2 separate regions of the Homo sapiens genome follow, and region 2 is linked to region 1. A link is an interaction called in ENCODE POLR2A ChIA-PET data of the cell type or tissue named here. Cell type or tissue: MCF 10A. All regions are shown on one strand.

What was found. Peaks named below come from ENCODE experiments on the same cell type or tissue, not always from the same donor. Only the 100,000 strongest peaks of a DNase experiment are listed, where the experiment ranks them.
Region 2: POLR2A ChIA-PET joins it to region 1 with 5 read pairs; 2 of 35 experiments call an interaction of 5 or more read pairs at or near these places.

Annotation. Positions count from the first base shown.
Region 1 is chr2:10,897,751-10,905,750 of GRCh38, reverse strand. No RefSeq gene overlaps it. Among named protein-coding and RNA genes, the nearest start is that of KCNF1, 10 kb to the left of the region's middle. RefSeq lists an enhancer at 3,312-3,882. In MCF 10A, a CTCF peak has its summit at 5,374 (motif pointing right); DNase peaks (open chromatin) are centred at 4,390 and 5,350.
Region 2 is chr2:11,178,463-11,186,462 of GRCh38, reverse strand. SLC66A3 (solute carrier family 66 member 3) reads right to left here. Exons shown (of 7, transcript NM_152391.5): 7 at 7,607-8,000. ROCK2 (Rho associated coiled-coil containing protein kinase 2) reads left to right here. Exons shown (of 33, transcript NM_004850.5): 33 at 3,023-6,704. The coding sequence ends at 3,026. Among named protein-coding and RNA genes, the nearest start is that of SLC66A3, 27 kb to the right of the region's middle. In MCF 10A, no CTCF peak of the experiment used is centred here; no DNase peak of the experiment used is centred here.

The DNA.
Region 1 (8,000 bases):
ACCACTTCCAGGAGGTCTCCAGGGACTGCACCCCTCTCCAGCCCTCCTTTCCCCAAGGGATCAGGGCCCATTCCCTATGTGCTCACAGAGCCCTCAGCTGTCCTATGGCACAGGGTCAGTTCATGCACCACTGGTTTGTCTGCCCCCAACTCCAGCCCCAGTACAATCTGGATTATTCTTCTCTGTGACGGTGCCCAGCATCGGGCCTGGACATGCAGGTGCTAGGCAGGCATGTGGAGGGAAGGAATGAGAAAATGCTTCATTATGCCCAAACAGAACCCACATAACTTTGAAACCACAGGACCTTCATGGTCTCTGATGAGCCTTAATTTGCTCAGCTGTCCCACAGAGCCAGGCTTCAGCAGTGTCTGGGGCGTGGCGGTGAGAAAGACATGGTCCCCTGGGCATGCCCCAGACTTGTGGGCAGACTGATGGGAGGTGAAAAGCACCTGGGAACTGAGCAGGGCTGGGCCGTGGCTAGAGAGATTTTTGGGGGTCAGAGGATGGTCTTCCTTCCACGGTCAGGACACAGGCATTTTCCCTTTACCCCTGCATGCTGCACACCCCACCTCCTCATCAAACCCTGGCAAGTCCACATTCTGGTCTACTGACATGCCCAGGCCCAGAGTGCCCCACACCTGGAATCCCACAAACTCCACTTGTCCTCCCAGGCCAGAGCAAACGGAGCCTGCAGATCAGGTTGGCTGACTCCTTGCCCAGTGCTCTCCCCAAGCCTGTACTACTGCCTCTGTTATGGACTGAATGTTTTTGTACCACCCCCTCCAAATTCGTACGTGGACGCCCTAACCCCCAATGTGATGCTATTTGGAGATGGGGCCTTTAATGAGATAATGAAGGTTAAATGAAGCCATAAAGTTGGGGCCCCAGCCCAACAAGATTAGTGGCCTTAGAAGAAGAAGGTAGAGAGACCTTGCTCTCTGTCTTCACCACGTGAGGGTACATTGAGAAGGTGGCCATCTGCAAGCCAAAGAGAGAAGCCTCAAAGAAATGAAACCTGCCAGCACCTTGATCTTGGACGATAAATGCCTATTGTTGAAGCCTGAGGTCTGTGGTGCTTTGTTACACGGCCCAAGCTGACTAGTACGTTCTCCTTCCCTCACACTTGCTAAGTGCCGCCTCTGCCTTCCTCTTCTCAAAGCTCTGGAAACAGGCCCTTTGTCCTCTGACCATATAGATCCTGTTTGGAAAGGCGAGGCTGGGATCCCATGGATTAGGAAAAAAAGAGAAAAATCAACATGCTGCTTTCTCACTGAAGGTCATTGTTGCATAGAAACTTGAGCCAGCAGCCTGGATCCATTTAGAATTTCCTGAAGGGTTAAACCAGAAAAAAAAAAAAAAAGTCTGAACTTTTTGGCTAAAAATGGAAAGCTTCTTGCTGTGATGTATTCAGTCCAGCATAGACCTTCTATGAGAATTATACATTTCATGATGCCATGGGGGAAGGGACGTAGAGCACAAAATCTATTAGACATAGAAGAAGCAGCAATTTTACCTTGCGGGTTTCTTATTTAAATAAAGGGTGGGGGAACAGTTTATTTAGGCATAATGGGAAGTAGTTGTTTGAGCTGCATTTTCTCATTAAAAATTTTTTTTATTTGTTGAACAATACCATTTTGGGCTACAGAATGCTAGATTTCTATGGCAGTAATTAAAACCAGTGCCTGTGTATCTAAGTGATTTGTCTAGACGGCAAATGATGCAAGCTGTAATCTATTCCTTTTTATGGGCTAATCAGTTCTGCTCAGTTAAAATTTCCTTGTGTTTTGCTGAATTGAATAATACCTTTCATTAAGATTCAGTTCCCTCTCCCTCTCCCTCTCCCTCCCCCTCCCCCTCTCCCTCTCCCTCTCCCTCTCCCCACGGTCTCCCTCTCCCTCTCTTTCCACGGTCTCCCTCTCATGCTGAGCCAAAGCTGTACTGTACTGCTGCCATCTCGGCTCACTGCAACCTCCCTGCCTGATTCTCCTGACTCAGCCTGCCCAGTGCCTGCGATTGCAGGCTCACGCCGCCACGCCTGACTGGTTTTGGTGGAGACGGGGATTCGCTGTGTTGGCCGGGCCGGTCTCCAGCCCCTAACCGCAAGTGATCCGCCAGCCTCGGCCTCCCGAGGTGCCGGGATTGCAGACGGAGTCTCCTTCACTCAGTGCTCAATGGTGCCCAGGCTGGAGTGCAGTGGCGTGATCTCGGCTCGCTACAACCTGCACCTCCCAGCCGCCTGCCTTGGCCTCCCAAAGTGCCGAGATTGCAGCCTCTGCCCGGCCGCCACCCCGTCTGGGAAGTGAGGAGCGTCTCTGCCTGGCCGCCCATCGTCTGGGTTGTGAGGAGCCCCTCTGCCCGGCCGCCCAGTCTGGGAAGTGAGGAGCCCCTCTGCCCGGCCGCCATCACGTCTGGGAAGTAAGGAGCATCTCAGCCCGGCTGCCCATCGTCTGGGATGTGAGGAGCGCCTCTGCCAGGCCGCCCAGTCTGGAAAGTGAGGAGCGTCTCCGCCTGGCCGCCATCCCACCTAGGAAGTGAGGAGCACCTCTTCCCGGCCGCCATCCCATCTAGGAAGTGAGGAGCGTCTCTGCCCGGTCGCCCATCGTCTGAGATGTGGGGAGCGCCTCTGCCCCGCCGCCCCGTCTGGGATGTGAGGAGCACCTCTGCCCGGCCGCCCCGTCTGAGAAGTGAGGAGCCCCTCCGCCCGGCAGCCGCCCCATCTGGGAAGTGAGGAGCGTCTGCGCCCGGCAGCCAGCCGTCCGGGAGGGAGGTGGGGGGGTCAGCCCCCCGCCCGGCCAGCCGCCCCGTCCGGGAGGGAGGTGGGGGGGTCAGCCCCCAGCCCGGCCAGCCGCCCCGTCCGGGAGGGAGGTGGGGGGGTCAGCCCCCCGCCCGGCCAGACGCCCCGTCCGGGAGGGAGGTGGGGGGGTCAGCCCCCCGCCCGGCCAGCCGCCCCGTCCGGGAGGGAGGTGGGGGGGTCAGCCCCCCGCCCGGCCAGCCGCCCCGTCCGGGAGGGAGGTGGGGGGGTCAGCCCCCCGCCCGGCCAGCCGCCCCGTCCGGGAGGGAGGTGGGGGGGTCAGCCCCCAGCCCGGCCAGCCGCCCCGACCGGGAGGGAGGTGGGGGGGTTAGCCCCCCGCCCGGCCAGCCCCCCCATCCGGGAGGGAGGTTGGGGGGTCAGCCCCCCGCCCGGCCAGCCGCCCCGTCCGGGAGGTGAGGGGCGCCTCTGCCCGGCCGCCCCTACTGGGAAGTGAGGAGCCCCTCTGCCCGGCCACCACCCCGTCTGGGAGGTGTACCCAACAGCTCATTGAGAACGGGCCAGGATGACAATGGCGGCTTTGTGGAATAGAAAGGGGGGAAAGGTGGGGAAAAGATTGAGAAATCGGATGGTTGCCGTGTCTGTGTAGAAAGAAGTAGACATGGGAGACTTTTCATTTTGTTCTGTACTAAGAAAACTTCTTCTGCCTTGGGATCCTGTTGATCTGTGACCTTACCCCCAACCCTGTGCTCTCTGAAACATGTGCTGTGTCCACTCAGGGTTAAATGGATTAAGGGCGGTGCAAGATGTGCTTTGTTAAACAGATGCTTGAAAGCAGCATGCTCGTTAAGAGTCATCACCACTCCCTAATCTCAAGTACCCAGGGACACAAACACTGCGGAAGGCCGCAGGGTCCTCTGCCTAGGAAAACCAGAGACCTTTGTTCACTTGTTTATCTGCTGACCTTCCCTCCACTATTGTCCTATGACCCTGCCAAATCCCCCTCTGTGAGAAACACCCAAGAATTATCAATAAAAAATAAATAAATAAAAAAAAAAGATTCAGTTCTGTACTCCATTGAAAATTTACATTTCATTTTTTGCTGTGTACCCATCGGTATCAGGGAGCTGCCCCGTCCCCACCCCCGCTCCTTCTCCTCATCATCCCCCTCCCCTCATCATCCCCCTTCCCCACCTCCACCAAGAAGAGCTGATTGACAGAAAGACCCAGCTGGTCTACTCCTGTCTGAATACCATGGCCCCTGGAAGTCAAGTGCATGAGGCAGCTGGGTGGGAGGCGGTGCTGGATGGAGGTGGGTAGAGAAGGATGTCAAACTGAATCATCAGGAAACTTCATTTTTTTCACCCCAGCTTCTAAGCATTTTTTTTCTTTTCTATGCCTCAATTTTTTCATCAGTAAAATGGAGCTAATGACTCTTTCCTTCCTGGCTATAAGATCTTATAGGAACAAATACATTATTGGGCATGAACAGCTTTGTAATCGACAAGCTGCTGAACCTGCCAAGGCCAAGAAGAGCAGGGGGAGGAGAGCGGGAGGGGTGACTTCCTTGTTCCCATTCCCGAGGTGGGCACGTTTCCTGAAGTCTGCTCGCCTCTGCCTCTGCTTCCCATGGCTTCTGTTCAGCCATGACTCATCCTGCCTGCAGGCAGGTGGGAGGACCGGGACAGGGTTGCCACACACCCCAGATGTGTAGAAAGATGTCAGAGGCTTTGGGCGCATTCAGCTGCCCCAGAGGCTGCGGGTAGGACCCCTCTGGGCCTGAGATCTGGGAAGAGAGAAAAGCAGTTAGGAAACAAGACCAAGAAGGATAAATGTTCCTGCCTGTGGCCTGCCAGGTTGGAGTAGTGGGGCGTGGGGCTGCTGTTGGCTTTTGTGCTTGCTTTTAAAGCACACTAGGAAAGTAAACAAAATGATTGAAGAAAACTCTTCAGAAACAAATCCTTTCCCATTTTCCTTTACTTTAATTGCAAAATTGTTATCTATTTATTGTAAAAAAAAAAAAATGTAATGTGAAAGGAAGGCTTTTATTTACATCCCTGACTTCCGTCTTGCCCAAAGGTCAGAATGATACACAGTCTATCAATTTTCTGTTACTGGGTACAAATTACATCAAACATAGAAGCTTAAAGTAACACACTTTTGCTAGCGCACAGGTGCCATGGGGCAGGAGTCTGGGCACAGCTTAACTGGGTCCTTTGCTCAGGGCCTCGCGAGGCACAATCAAGGTGCTGCCCAGAGCTGCAGCCTCATCTGAGGCTCAGGGTCCTCTTCCGTGCTCATGCAGCAGAATCCATGTCCTTGCAGCTGTGGAACTTACCCAGGCTTCCTTCTTCATTAAGGCCAGCAGTAGACTCTCATCAGAACGGTCTAAGTTATCTGTTCAGAGGCTTACCTGATTAGGCCAGGCCCCCCCCCAACCCAAGGAGATTCTCCCATTTAATTAACTCAAAGTCAGACTGATTAGGGATCTTAATTACATCATCAAAATCCCTTTACGTGTGCCACATAACCTAACCACAGGACTGAGCTCTGTCATAATCACAGTCCTGCCCAAAATCAAGAGGCGGAAATTGTACAGAAGGTGGACACCAGGGGGCGGGAATCATGAAGCCATTGGAGAACTGTGTCTACTACACACTTCTGATGTGCATATTTCCAGGCCTCTTTCACAGATAGACGGATAGATAAAAAGGAAGAAAGAAAGATTCTTCTGTTTGCATTTTGCTTTCTTCCTGTTGAGTAACACCTCACAGACATTACACCATTTTAGTAATCATAGAACTTATGTATCTACTCTCCTATGGTTGGATATTGTTTGTTTATAATTTTCTACTATTAAAATAATCCCATAATAAATATCATATACAGCCTGTATCCTTGAACACTTATACCTCTATAGGATTGATTTCTACTGGTGGAATGGCTAAGCTAAAGGGTGCAGACCTTTTAAGTTTTGATAAATACTACAAAAATAACTTTCAAGGAGGCACCCTCAAGTACCTATTTCCCCAAACTCTTACCATTTCTGAATGTAATCAATCTTTTAAAATTTTTGACAGCCAGAAGAGTGGAAATGGTACCTTGTTCTAATTGCATTTCTTTGATTATCAATGAAGTGCATTTCAATGATTTTAGAAGCTCCATTTTTATTCTATTTTTTTGTTATCACCTTTATGTCTCATTAAAGCATGACCCTTCGGAACTCTACTAGACAATATATTCAGTCATTAACTTTAGTTGCTTTGGTAGAGATTTTGCTCATTAAAGCAGACTCTTAAATACTCCTTCTCATTCCACAGACATTAACTGAGTGCCTGTTTTATGCTGGACTCTGGGCCAGATGTGGGAAATACAGAAATGAAAATGCTATTGTTCTTGCCTACAAAAATTATTCACTCCAATGAGCATTACAGCAACATCTAGTTCAAGATATTATATTTATGTGCAAAGACTGGCAATTCTCAGTTTCCTTGAAAGACACAAACTACCAAAGCTCATTCAAGAAAAATATAGGTCACATGAAAAGCCCTATATCTATTAAAAATCGAAATTATAGTTAGAAAACTTCCCACAAAAAAAAAACTCCAGGTACAGATGGATTCACTGAGGAATTGGACCAAACATTTAAGAAATAAATAATACAAAGTCTACACAAACTTTTCCAAAAAATAAAAGAGGCAAAAACATTCTCCAAATCAATTTATGGGGCAGCAATACCCTGATTCCAAAGCCAGATGAAGACACTGCAAGATAACTATATTTCTTATAAAGACTAAGACAGATATCTCTCTTACACATAGATTCAAACACCTAAACAGAATTTTGGCAAATCATCAAAACTTACTACAATATTGCAGTAATAAGGACTATAATCAAATATATATGTCATAAAGACAGACATATAGATCAATAGAATAAAACCCTCACCTTTATTGTCAAATTGATTTTCAAAGAGGGTGACAAAACAATTCAATGGAGAAAGAACAGTCTTTTTAACCAAAGGGGCTGGGAAATCATTTATGCAAAAGAATAAAGTTGGACCTTTACCTCACACCATATACAAAATTAACTCAAAACAGATCAAAGACCTGAATGTAAGAGGTAAAACTATAACTCTTAAAAGGAAACATAGGCAATATCTTAGTGGCCTTAGATTAAGCAGTGAGATGCTTCTGAGATGACACTAAAAGCACAAATGACCAAAGAAAAAATAGATACATTTAGAACATTTGTGTGTCAAAGGACACTATCAAAAAAGTGACAAAAAGACCCATAGAATGGGAGTACATATATGCAAACCATGTATTTGATAAGTGGCTAGTATCCAAAATATATGTTAGCCCCTTAGAACTCACCAATTAGAAGACAAATAGCCCAATTTAAAAATGCTCAAAGGATGTGAATAAAAATTTCTCCAAAGAGACTATGCAAATAGCCAACAAGCACATAACAAATGCTGTCTCTTGGTGCTCCCAGCTCCATATCTGTTCCTGACCAGAGATTAGGAAGGGAGGTGCTGGAGGAGGAGGACCTTATGGGGTCAAATGAGGAGAGAAAGGAAATGGTATAAGAAGTGGCGTGGGCTGAAAGTAAACTGGGAGCACAGCAGGAGATGGATGGAGAGAGAGCAGGAAGGTGGAATGGGAGTAGAGAGAGAAAATTCTGGAACATCCTCCAATGTTTGGGAGAAAATGTCATGCCAGGCAGAACTTAATAATTACTGTCATTTGTGGGATATTTCAGTACAAGAGAACCAAATAATTATGATGTCATGGGCCTCAGAGCCTTCCTCCAAATCAGCATCCAGTCATCAGATGCACTTGGCTTAGGCGTCCTCGACAGCCTCCTATGCCTTAGTCATAGCACCGGCTGTGAGACAGAGCTCTTTGGGGGAATAGAAGTTTCTTCCTCCTGTGGTTATGACAATCAAATAGGATTTCACAAGTGCACAGATGGATCCTTGAAGATCCTCAGTTTCCAGGGAGTCTGAATCGTTGAGGTCAACCTTCCACCCAAAGTAGAAATCTCTGCCACTGTATCCCTCTAAGCAGGCCTCAGCCTCAGCCCGGATTCCTCCAGTGATGGGGAGCTCCTAACATCCAGGGAACAGGGTACAACATGCAAACTCTTGGGAGGAAAAAGAATCCCTTTCAACTTCCTGATGGTGAAGTAATTTTACACCTTAAAACGGTGCAGGCAATGTCTATCTAGGTAGGCTGGATCTCTAGTT
Region 2 (8,000 bases), 280 kb before region 1:
GAGGGAGAGGGTTGTAAGGGAAGTCTCGTCATACACTACAGTCGCATCTAGCGATTAGACTTAAATTTGAGATTGTGACACTGGCACACACTTCAAAGGTTTTGAAAGGGTATGCAATGCAGCTTTCTCCTAACCTATGCTAAAGCTGAGGCTTGGATGCCCTGGAAGGCCTGCTGATCACAATCTCCCAAGCAGTAGAGCTGAAACTATGGCTATAAGTTACATTATATATAAGTCTAGAGAAGTGAGTGTGTGCCAGGTTGCGATATGTGTTCAGTGAGTAATTATATCTGTTTGTGTGTTTTCTCAAATGTTGTGCTGTGTTTAGCACATTTTAAAAGAGTAATTTGAGTCGCTGTGTTTATTTTAAATTAGAGTAATCATCCATTAACCTATTCTGTCAGTGTTTCTCAAAGTTAACCAGCTGTATCAGAAATCGCCTCAGGTTTTTTATTTGAAAATGCAAATATTTGGGCCCTTTTCAGTCATATCTAAATCTCTTGGAATGAGGCCTTATAAAGAGCAGTAGGTAAATCATATACACTAAAGTTTCTTACTTTAGAAGTGTGTAAATAAGAACCACTGACAATAGTGATTACAGGTGAGACTTTGGGGACCAGATGAGTTCCTTGGCACAAGTTGATTCATGAACACCACAGTTTTAAAAATGAAAAAGTTACTGCTTTTTTTTATTATTTATTTATTTTTATTTTTATTTATTTATTAATTTTTTGAGACGAAGTCTCACTCTTGTTCCCCAGGCTGGAGTGCAATGGCACGATCTCGGCTCACTACAACTTCCGCCTCCTGGATTCAAGTGACTCTCCTGCCTCAGCCTCCTGAGTAGCTGTGATTACAGGCACCTGCCACCATGCCCAGCTAATTTTTGTATTTTTAGTAGAGACATGGTTTCACCATGTTGGCCAGGCTGGTCTTGAACTCCTCACCTCAGGTGATCTGCCCGCCTCAGCCTCCCAAAGTGCTGGGATTACAGACGTGAGCCACCGCATCTGGCCAGGTGGCTATTTTTAAAAACAAAGATGATAGCAATATTACAGTTTAGGTTATTGAATTAGAAAGAAAAGACCACATATATCCCAACTCTAAGTCCAATTTAGCCAAGATGACTTGCTAATGCTACTTATGTACCTGTGGCTTTTCCCTTGTCCCTAGTTTTTCATATGCAGGACAAAGCTCTTGGTGACACATTGAGCAGGCAGGGTCCTACTGGAATTCAGAAAGCTGCTTTCTTATTCTATTACTCCCTTTTTACCCCATGGTTTTTGGTGCTATGATGGAAAAACTGAGCTGACAATCTGACCACTTTGGTGAAGGGGAACATTGACAAATGTGCTTTCATAATTCTCAAATCAAACTGGGCATCAGGATGGTTATGTGTTTATCTGGGGTATGGGAGTGAGGAGGGAGAAGCAGATTGTTTCTTATTATCCCAAATATGATCGCTGTCTTCAAATATCTGGAAAGTGTACTTGGCCAACATGATTATATGCATTTATATATAAAGGGCAAGGCTTCCCTATGTGCGTCCGTCTTAATTTTAATCTTGTTGTTATCCATGAAGGGAAAATTAAAATGCTTACAAGCACATTCAAAGTATGATTTCTAAGTCATAACATTAAGTTACAGTTTCTAAAGAGTGTTAGAGTATAAATTTACAAACCTCCTATTGCAGATTGCTTGATTTGGCATTTAAAGACTGGGATTGGTCATTTGATGATGTTGATGGTGGTGGTGATGATGATGACGATGTTTTTGATTTCTGAAGAAATAAATGGGGTAAATCAAAAAATGAAAAATCAGTTATTTTAGTACTTCAACGTAGTGCATGTGGTTTGCCACTTGGGCTTTCATTATTTTTTATTTTTGAAACTTGTTTTTAATAGTATATAGTTAAAAGTAGTTTTCGAAAAGTTGCTAACTGAAATTTACATGTTAAGTGTAAAAGTGAAATGCTATGTTCAGATTCTTTATTGGCTATAAATTTTTAGTACAGTTAGAATTTATCTTAGGAATGAGATGTAGAAATCACAAAAGGAGTTAATTCTGATACGTTCTGTTCATTCCAAAGAAGCCATATTCAGAAGAGAAGTAAAATTTACAACGTTTTCAAGTTCCTACAGCTATATTAGTTTGTGAACATAGCATGAGATTCCTTTCTCCATCTCTCTCCTTTTATTTCCAACTTGCAAGAATTGAAAGCATAAAAACTTTATAAGTCTAATAAGTGCTGTGAAATAGCTATTTCTGATTTGGCATTTTTGTGTGTGGTGCTGTGAAATGTTTGCTTTGTGAGAATTTAATGTTACCCTTGCTGAAGAATGTCAGTGATACGCTGTGAGAATTGTGCTTTTAGAAAATGTAAAATAGTTTGGTTAATAGTGGCTAAAGGAGATTTGAATGAAAGTTGAGCCTCAAGTTAAACCTTTTACATAGAAGGATTTAAAAGAAATAATGTGTGTTTTAGTCTAAGTAAGCAAGTTGCAAAACATAAATCAGGTAGTACTGGTATCTATTTATAATCAGATTTCATAGAGTAGCTTGTATATATTTACTACAACAATGTAGTTGGTCCTATCTTATAGAAAAACAAAATGTGGCTTAGGGTTGAACAGCCAAGTAGAACCTGATCAATAGGCCCATTTCCCTTTCAGCTACATGAGGCAGCTGGCAGTTAAACCCCAAATCAAACTTTTATCTTCTAAGTTATTCTGTGGTATATTGTTTAACCCTAATAGCTTGTTAACCATATTAAAATGTGTGTGTAATGTGTGTAGCTAATATTCCAAAATCCCAAGTTGTTTTGGGAAAGAATATAATTGCATGTTGTACCTATAGGAAAAGTAATACAGTAAGTATGTTTATGCATGATTTTAGTGTTAAAAAATATAGTAGCTGGAAGACTATATAGTTTAATAATGTGAATGGAATGCTTTTTCTAGGAATTTAACACTCTTAAATTATTTCACTGTATCAACTAACTTTATTTTTCCTTTCTTTTCAGCTAACTGCCTTCTATGAAAGCAGTCATTATTCAAGGTGATCGTATTCTTCCAGTGAAAACAAGACTGAAATATGATGGCCCAAAATTTATTAAAAAGCTATATTTTCCTGAGAGACTGATACATACACTCATACATATATGTGTTCCCCTTTTCCCTGTAATATAAATTACAAATCTGGGCTCCTTTGAAGCAACAGGTTGAACCAACAATGATTGGTTGATAGACTAAGGATATATGCAACTCTTCCAGACTTTTCCATAAAGCTCTCTCGGCAGTCGCTCACACTACAATGCACACAAGGATTGAGAAGAGTTAAAGGCTAAAGAAAACATCTTTTCTAGCTTCAACAGAGAGGTTTCACCAGCACATTTACCAGAAGAATCTGGGAATGGATTCCACTACAGTGATATTGACTGCATCTTTAAGAAGTGACCATTATACTGTGTATATATATATAAACACACACACATATATATATATATATATAGTACTCTAATACTGCAAGAAGGTTTTTTAAACTTCCCACTTTATTTTTTATACACATTAATCAGATATCATTACTTGCTGCAGTTGCAACTATGCACTTGTATAAAGCCATAATGTTGGAGTTTATATCACTCATTCCTGTGTACCTGATGGAAGTTGCATGTTCATGTTTAAGCAGTTACTGTAACAAGAAGTTTAAAGTTAATTATATCAGTTTCCTAATGCTTCATGATAGGCAACTTTACCCATTTTGAATGCCTTAATTTAATTTTTTTCAAAGTCTCAGCCCTGTCTGTATTAAAAAACAAAAAAAGCGTTTACCAGCTCTTAGGATGTAAACTAGCTTTGTGGAAGATAAATCGTGCACTATTTTTACACATAAATAGTTATATCAATGTCAGCCTATTTTGATTAACAAATGTTTTTAAAGTATTATTGGTTATAGAAACAATAATGGATGGTGTTGGAACTAATATATCCTTGATGTCTGTCTATTATTCATTCAACTCTTTTTACAGACCTCAGTATTAGTCTGTGACTACAAAATATTTTATTTGCTTTAAATTTGCTGGCTACCCTAGATGTGTTTTTATTCCTGGTAAAGACATTTGTGATTACATTTTCACACTTAAGATTCAAAATTTTTCCCAAATATAAAGAAAACTAAGACAGACTGTAGATGCATTTTAAATATTTAAATATGATCCTCAGACATGCAGCTGTGTGTGGCAGTATTTTAGTACCGGGTTAAGAAAACTGGCAACTGGGAAGAAGTGGCCTCAAAGGCACTTAATTTGATTTTTATTTTTTAAATGCTGTCAAAGTTACAGTTTACGCAGGACATTCTTGCCGTATTCTCATGATCCCAGATAAGTGTGTGTTTTATACTGCAACAATATGCAGCAATGGTAAGCGTAAAGTTTTTTTTTTGTTTTTGTTTTTTTTTATATTATGAAGTCTTTTAACAGTCTCTCTTTATATAAATACACAGAGTTTGGTATGATATTTAAATACATCATCTGGCCAGGCATGGTGGCTTACGCCTGTAATCCTAGCACTTTGGGAGGCCAAGACGGGCGGATCACCTGAGGTGAGGAGTTCAAGACCAGCCTGCCCAACATAGTGAAACTCCGTCTCTACCAATATACAAAAATTAGCCGGGCATGATGGTGGTGGCCTGTAATCCCAGCTACTTGGGAGGCTGAGACAGGAGAATCGCTTGAACCCAGGAGACGGTGGTTGCAGTGAGCGAAGATCGAGCCACTGCACTCCAGCCTGGGCAGCTGAACAAGACTCCGTCTCAAAAAAAAAAAAAAAAAAAAGTCATCTAATATTTCGATGAAGGAAATAGACATTTTTCATTGATTCCCTCTGATGTCAGTTAGAGATATTTAAAAAGTTAGATCCCCATAATAGATACTATTGTGGAAACTGAAGAGTAGCTACTGGCCTACTGATAGACTGAAACTGGTTTTGTTATTCTTAACGTTCTCCAGTCTGCACTCTGCTGTGCTGTCTGTGCTCAGACTAGACGTGCATGCCGTTTCCTTTGCAGGTGTGTTCTGCAGCTCTGGTTTTGGGGGATAGCTCTTTTTTAAGTAAGATTAAAAAATGAAAAATATATAAATTTATATAGAATAAATATTTCCATTCATTAGAGTTGTTAAAAGGAGACTGAATTAATATTTTATATAAAGATTTTGTTACATTATGGGAGGTTCTATCCTATTCTGAATTGGAGAGTATATATATATATATATATATATATATATTTTTAATAAACTTTATTAAGGTGAAATAATTTCAAGTTTACATATGAGTAACTGAAATATTTGAGTAAAAAAGGCAAAAGTTTAAATTTGGAATGCTGTATATATTAGAGAATATGGGGAATCATGGTGTGACCAACTGTACAAGGAAGATTCATATGAAGGTCTTAGGGGAAAAAGATAATTCTGAAGGGTGAAAAAAAAATCTCTCCCATGGAGATTCTTCACATTATATGGTTTGACATAAGGGTTTATAAGGTTGTTTGTCCAACTAATGAAAATGCGCTTAATAAAAAATTCTGACCTTGGGTAAGAATTCGCTTTTTACCGCATTGCCGCTTTCATGTACATACATGAGTGCATGCACCTATCAATGTGTTTTCTTCCCAACACTTATTAAATATAAAACAACCTGATTTTGTGCTCGTTTCTCGTTTTTCTTGAGGCCCTGAAGCTTCCAAGATAAATATAAGACTAAAATTTGCTTGTTCCTTCACACCTGATTTCTCCTAGAACCATAAATACCTCCTATGGGGAACTAAGAAATCATGAATACTGGGATTTTCTTATTGGATTTTTTACTTTTGTTTTGTGGGGATAACGAGACAGAAGTGAAAGGAAAACTGGTGCCGGTATTACTGTTGAAATTAATGTACAGTGAATGTTTTTAAAGTATTAATTTTAAAAAACCATGTTCTCTAGAAACAAGTTTTAAAAATCTATATGAAAGTTTTAAAATGTTCCAGCTAACTAATGGATAAGCATACCAGTAAAGCCAAAGTAAAGGTTAGTGCCTTTAAAACTAACCTGTGTTAGAGTTACATGAATCTGGCTCTAAAGTATCTATTTTGCATCCATTTATATATAGATCTTAAACAGAAATACTCTAGGTTGCCACACCACAGTTTTAAGAAGTTATGCTGCTGCTGTTACTCTCTTCTAGGATTCTGGTGGTAAAGTAGAGAAACTCGGACACTATATTAACCTTACTGAAACATGCTTTAAATCGTGTCTAAAATCTGATTTGAGCAAGTCACTGCCGAGCTTCTGAGTCTGCATTGACACTGCTACTGACTCACCTCTCCTTCCCTGGAATAAGGCTTCAGCTTCCCTATGCTGTGAAGACACCATTTGTAAGCACTTTGAACATAAGCACTGTGTGACAGCGCTGGATATCATGCTTGGGGGGGGGCCTCTCCCTGACTCCCATCCCCATAATAATGAGTTTTGTTTGGAATTGTAATAAGTAATGAACTGCATGGTTTAGAAAATTATAAATATTTGATCAGCTGTCCTCTCTGAAAAAAATTGCACCCCTTTTTCTTTTTTAAAATTTTGTTGCATCTTCGTAGTAATGTAATTGTATTTTATGCCTGCTTTTTTATAAAAAAATAAAATAAAATAAATGGAGACATAAGCATTTTCATACTTCTCCTGTGAAATAGTCCTGGAATACGGCAACCTTCTAAAGTTTACCCAAAACATTTGCTTTCTCTATAAGATGGGTATAAACAGTGGGATGAGGATAGTAAATAAGTCTTAGAACTAAGGCTGTAGACTTGTGTTTCTTCTGCCCTATGATTTAATTCATGGAGAAATACCAAATTTCAACCAGGAGCCTGTCTCTGATCTGATTTGGGTGTTTTAAGACGCACGCAAATAATAGAACAAACTCATTTGAATTGGTAAGGATAGGGAAAAGAGGCAGGATGTCTGTTTTGTCAGGAAATAGTGTGCTGATTGATTGATAGGTGATTTTCTAGAAAGTGTTTCTCTGGCAATCAGTGGAACCTTTTCTAGGGCACTTATTTGCTATGTGCTCTTGGGCAGGTTATTCACTCTGAGCCTCCGTGTTTTCATCTGTAAAATGGAGATATAGATTGTGTCTACTTTACAGGATCACTGGCAGATTAAGTAAGTATGATGTGTGTAGAATGTCTGAGATGGCTCGAGTGTTTGTTGCCTTACAAAGGGGGAAAAACAGAGACCCTGTCACCTAAGTATGCTCTTAAAGGAGTTGCTTTAAGCAGTGATAAAGTACTAATGTTATCTAAATATAACATTTGTTGGACTAAAAATCATATAATTTGTATTGATGCTAATGGTCAGATTATAACTGCAAATGAAAAAAGATTAACTTGCATGTTTAAAAATATGACATCTGTAATTTTAACAACTACAGAATGAATAATTTTGTCTTTAGATACCATGTTTCTCTTCCTGTTGGTCCCAAGCAGTAGTTCTAAAAGGATTAACCAGTTTGTTTAAAAACTATACCTTACATAAAATAGTCATATTAATGATTGACAGTTTTAAGACTCAGCAGAATTCAAAATATGAAAATTTATTTTGCATAGGAAACAATAATCTCTGGTAAACATCATTACTGCATCTAACAAAACAATGCCTTCAATTAAAGGGGGAAAGTGAGTTTTTAAACATTAGGGTTAATTTAGAAGAAAATACAGTATATAATAATCTCAACATCATGTTTAGGGTAAAAATGCTATAATGTGAAAAAAGTCCCTAAGAACTGGACAGAACCTACCTAACAACACCATTTACCGTGTATGTTTTCAATAGACAAAACATATTTTGTACCAAATTCCAACAGTGGTAATTCTATAGTTGTGGCCCTTTAAAAAATGGCAGCATTGTACTTGAATCAGAAAGCTTACTGGGATTTCCTCATCGAAAGTAGAGATTGCAGCTAATCCTAGTA